2 separate regions of the Homo sapiens genome follow, and region 1 is linked to region 2. The links are chromatin contacts, found by Hi-C in ENCODE. All regions are on one chromosome and are shown on one strand. The core of a region is the stretch at or near the end of the contact, and the rest is flanking DNA. Distances in the headings are between cores, read along the strand shown.

Region 1 (2,700 bases), core at 136-2,635, 1.3 Mb before region 2:
AGCTACTGTGTATTTCTGAAAAGTATAAATGGTTTGAATAGTGACTGCTGTAAACAATGAGAAGGGATCAAGCTGCTTTCTCAGAGTTGCTGAATTGGAACTTTTTTCTTACTTATGTAAAAGCACAGACCAGGGGACATCATTCGAAATAAACTCACAGTGATCAAACTTCTAATTCACTAAAAAGCAAAGTCTGAATTTTTAACAAGTGATGCATCGTTTTCTGTTCTAACTGAAGAAGTATATTATCAAGTGAATAATTTAACATATTTGGATGTAAATATTACCACCTTTTTATTTAAAGTTGGGTTTGTGGTTCAGAAAACTTTAACTTTCTAATTTCTTTCTTTCTTTCTTTCTTTCTTTTTTCTGTTTCTTTCTTTCTTTCTTTCTCTCTTCTTTTCTCTCTTTTCTTTCTTTTTTTTTTCAAACTTACTGGTTCTTTGAAATCTTAGCTGTTTGGTTTTGAAGTAAAAGTACATTAGAATACTTTTGTGTACTAAATTTCTGTTGGTTAAGTACAATATACTTGATATCATCTTTGAAAACATGTCAAGTAAATTAATATTATGTATCTTTATCATACATATTTTTGATGCTTTTTAGCTGTATAAGCATAATAATAAAAACTGCACTTATTTGTTTTAAGTGACATGCCTAGTTACATAATTAGAAATGACAGCTATTGACCTGTTTTAAGATTTAATCTGCATTTTGTTGCATTATGCTTTTTGTATGTTAATTCAGCCCCTACTCTGGGCAGCAACATACTTTTTAAATAAACTGCTTTGGAGTTTGCATTTTACCTAAAAATCTATACATTTATTTACCTTTATAATGAATAGACGAACACTTCTGTTTCATTTTACTTGTAAAGACAACATAATCTGCAATAGCTTAGAGATCTATTTTCTTGGCATTTAGGAAAAATAGTGGTAAAATACTTATCATTTCAAAGTCCAGATGTTTTTAAAATATTGAAATAATAGACCCAACAGGATAGATAGCATACTTTCAAAATCCTACACATTTATCCCCAATACTACTAACTGCAAGCACACCTAAGTGGTTTTCAGATAAACACAATCATGCTCAGAGACCCAGGGATGCAAACAGGCAAAACAAGTTACTTGTACAAATGTATCAAAGGCCTACCTGGTCTCTGTCCGCTGATAAGGAGAAGACTCATAATAAAAATAAAAAATGCAAAAAGGAATTGCTGAAATCTCATTTTCCTACCGCACAAAAGTAGAGCAATGACTCTCAATGTAAACCAAACGATCTGTAAATAGTCTGTGCAATATCTGTGTGGCTGTCTTCACATTCTAGTGACAAACCTCAGAGAACTGCCAGCTGTGTTTTGCAGGAAGGTTAATGATCACATTAGACAAAGTTGCCGGTGCTCTGTGCTGTGGTCAGAGCCTCCCTCAGCCTCAAACCCCTCCTCCACTCCTCTTCTCCTTTCTCCTCGGCCACTCCCCTTTATTTCCATAAGCAAATATTGGTGAAATAAACCATTCAAGCATGCTATAACTTTAGTGGAAGTGTACTCCAAAAGCTCCAAGAAGAGAATGACTTAAATTCAATCTGGATATGAAGAAATACGTAAAACAAGACGTGACACTGCCTCCTCCCCTTACCATTTGCATCTGTTTAAACTTTGCCCATATTGGTCCCACATGCAGAAACCAGTGGAAATGACAGGAAGTCTCTCTTTTGTCTTTTTCAGAAGGAATTCTGAAGCTCTAACATAAGAGTCCCAAATGCTTTGTGGCAGAACATGTGCTGAAATGCTTTATCTTTACCAAACTTACTGCAAAGTAGTGCCTGTTTACACGAACTCTCCAAATTGCCTAATTCACTGGGTTTGTAACAGTAAAGATTTTTGGAATTTAGAATGTTTTGAAATAAATCTGCAAAACATATACATTTATATTAATATTTTGTAAAGTGCAGTTTTAAAAGTAACAGATTATTTTCATCTGCAAATGTCCAGGATTTTAAAAAAGGAAGTTCAGGCAAGCCACAAACTCATGAAATCTGTGTTCGGTTAAAAATTTATATGTGGTGGAATACCAGGCTAACATACCACAGTCACAGAAATTGGAGATGGAGAAAACAAGTCTTAGTTCATCTCCCAGTGAATTCAGAAAACACAAAAACAGTCTAGCCTTGTCTTTTACACACATGCACCAAGATCTCTTTTTGTTTCAAGTGCTCCCTTATATATCAGATACAGCTGTTATAAATGGAAATGACTATACTTATTATGTAAGTATAATAAATTCCATTTATAACATCCATATCGAACATATTTTAGGTAAAATGCAAAATGCCAAAAGAATAGTATAGGTATGCCTTGAAACACAAGTACAGCCAAAGTACTAGCTCTAAAGCATGTGTAATTTGTTTTGAACCATTAGGAATTTTGTTGTATTTGGCTTCTTTAGACTCAGGTAGTTGGTACATAACCTTGGGGCTTCCTGAGGTTTGAATTTAATGCACAATTTGTCTTGATTTTATAAGTCAATCTGTAAATTTCCCTGCCTGTCTAGTTAGGCATGAAGTTTATAATAGGCGATGGCATACAAAAATTCTTAAATTCACTTTATTGAAGTCTTGAGAATATATTGACCTGTTTGGGGACTGCAAGCATAGTGTTAAAGGGTCCTACTTTACCATGCTGTCCATTGCTTCATA
Region 2 (2,700 bases), core at 196-2,695:
AGTCTTACAAATGCACCCAAAAAGACCTCAAAGCTGATATAAAATGAATATTTATGACATATGCAAATGTAGAGAAAATCATAACCTTCGGATATTCGTTCAATATATATTATCTATTTACTTATCCACAAGTCATCAAAATTGTAAGGTAGGATCTGGAAAGATAAATGGCACTGGGGAACTCATTTCCTTTATGCAGAAATACATGGTCCTCTGAGCTAACCAATGAGTATAGAGAGGGCAGTAAAGCGATGGTTAACAGGGAAGGGATTATCCTAAAAGATGCAATCCAGCTTTTGATTTCTCCTGATTTGGAGGATTTGGACAGTCTGAGCTGATCTTAAGATTGCTAGATATACTGACTGGGACTCCTAGGGGCTACACACATCAATAGAGGGAATGGGGGAATCTTAATGTGTTTCAAGAGCCCATGGAGACCTCTCAGATAGTCTTCAAAGAGGCTCCGGCCCACTATGAGACTGAACCACTAGGCTAGATGATAATAGAATCTCAGTGGGAATCCTCAGTCCCAAGCAGAATTTAAAGTCCTAGTATCAATGGCATCGAACCATCTCCAGAGGGGATGAGACACCCAAGAGAAGCAATTCCAATAGAATCTTCCCAATCCATTGCAGAATTCAATGTCTGTGAATTCAAATAAGACTTGGCCTCCTCTGCTTTCATTATTGACCAAGCAAGGTGATCATTATCTTCTTCTCCACTGTTTTCCATCAGTGTGATGTCTGGTGGTGAAAAAAAAAAAAATGTGGCTGATTACTTGCGACTCTTGGATCAGCTCCAGGAATAGAGTTAGGAAAGCCAGGGACATTGCCATGTCATTGTCTTTGTTGTTGATCATTCCCTACAGCTCTGTGCAGATGGTCTGAGGTTTTGACCAAGTCAGTGGTGACAAATTAGGGCATGAAATTAAACTCAGGAAGTCATGCTATGTAGCAGCTTTTTTGAGTTGAAAATATTCCTTTGAGAAAACAAAACACTTTTAAAAAATCACATATGTATGAAGAACTGTCACTCGTCTGCACATGTAAAAAAGAGTACATATTCAGAATGACAAAACTTATGATTACAAAAATGGTATTATCTGTTGGTAAAATATTTTTATTCTTATGTCATGATTGTATTTTGAACTTGAGTTTTCAAGGTATTTTAAATCTCAGGCTGAATGATGGCTTAGGATATTTATCTTCGTTTCTGTTAAGGAAACCTTAGAAATCTGGCTTATAATGCCTTTTTGTTTACAGTCCAAAATTGCTTGCTGTCTCCATGTCAATAAGAGTAGCTGCAAACAGCTGTTAGTCTGAATGATATTAACTACTGTCCATCTTGTTCTCTATTTATGAAGTATGTTACTTCTCCTTTCCACTGCAGATCAGTTTGCTTGACTTCCTCTGCTGCTCAGATAGGGTATAAAATTGTTACACCTCAATTCAGTTCCTCAAATGCAAATTAAAGAGTTCATGGTATATAAAAGGATCACAATTTCTCACTTTCACTGTAAGTGAATTTTCCCGAAACATAAACAAAACACTGGTCATTGGTAACAACTTCTGAGAATTGCCATATGATCTGACTAAGCTGGCTTTTTTTGGTCTGTGCTCTGTAAATGTTTAAATAGAAGCTTAATGAAAGCCAGTCCATTATGGTCTAGTGCTTTGCCATCTTTAGCCTGACTTCTTAACATTCTCATAACTTAAATTACTCTGAATATCAATACAAATCCACAAAAAGATCCTGCCCCCATAAAATTATTAAACATGAATTTATTCAGCTCATAATTCCAGAACTTGTGTAAATGAAACAGTTAACAAACAGCAGAGACTGTATCTGTGTGGTATAGGCTTTAAGAGCAATGACAGCTCAAAAAATAGGAGAGAGCATTGTAGGGAAGGAAAAACTAGGGGCTGTTTAATTAGGGATGTGAGTCTGAAATTTAGATGAGTCTTAATTTAGATGAGGCATTATTAAAAGAGGGAAGGTGTCAAAGGTATGAAGAACATACTTGAGGAAATTCTCAAAGACAGACTTTAATATAGAGAATGCAATACACTCAGGAAATAATCATCTGACCATTAATTTTAATAAATACTACTTTTAGTAGACTGTTATGCAGTAAAATGGGACAATAGTGGTCATAGACTGTTAATAAGGATTAAATTAAGTGATCAATTAAGTGACAATAATTAATTAATAATCATATGAAATAATTGATTATTAATAATTATTGTCACTTAATTGATCACTTACTTTAATTCTTCCTAATAGTCTATCACCACTATTCTCCCATTTTACTGATGATGAACTTGAAACACAGAGATTAAGTAATTTAACACGTATAGATGGGCGGAACTACAAATATAATGCTGATTGTATTTTCAATAGCCACACCAGTGTTTCCCAACATTTTTTACAACACGCAGAACATGATAACATTTGTGAGTCAACCAGGGTGAATGGACAACACACCCAAGACCTCAAAACTGCCCTCTAAGCTAACAGGAATCAAGATCTTGGCACAGCAATAACTTATTTGTGGCAAAACCCACAGCTTATTAGCTGTTAAACTCTGTACGATGCCACTGTGGTTGTATGTCAGAGATTCGTGGAAAATATGCCTGAATAGGTAAGGTAAACTCAAATTGTACAAGCTCATATGAAAAGAAGGTGAAGCAATTTGGGTTT

The links. Hi-C counts contacts between places; a loop is a spot of excess contacts on that map. Pooled maps may share reads with other maps.
Region 1: a loop to region 2 is called in a map with no recorded cell type, with 14 times the contacts of the local background. The contact joins the promoter of APELA here to the enhancer-like site in region 2. A Hi-C loop is called at or near these places in 6 of 37 single-sample maps with no recorded cell type and 4 of 50 pooled maps.

The regions. Positions count from the first base shown.
Region 1 is chr4:164,875,863-164,878,562 of GRCh38, reverse strand. It overlaps APELA (apelin receptor early endogenous ligand), which reads right to left and starts at 1,385. Exons shown (of 3, transcript NM_001297550.2): 1 at 1,156-1,385. The coding sequence starts at 1,231.
Region 2 is chr4:163,590,581-163,593,280 of GRCh38, reverse strand. The region is part of intron 7 of MARCHF1 (membrane associated ring-CH-type finger 1); the gene reads left to right. Among named protein-coding and RNA genes, the nearest start is that of TMA16, 97 kb to the right of the region's middle. Within about 2 kb of position 1,445, at least 4 of the 41 ENCODE cell types and tissues checked have a DNase peak (open chromatin) inside an H3K27ac peak, as active enhancers do.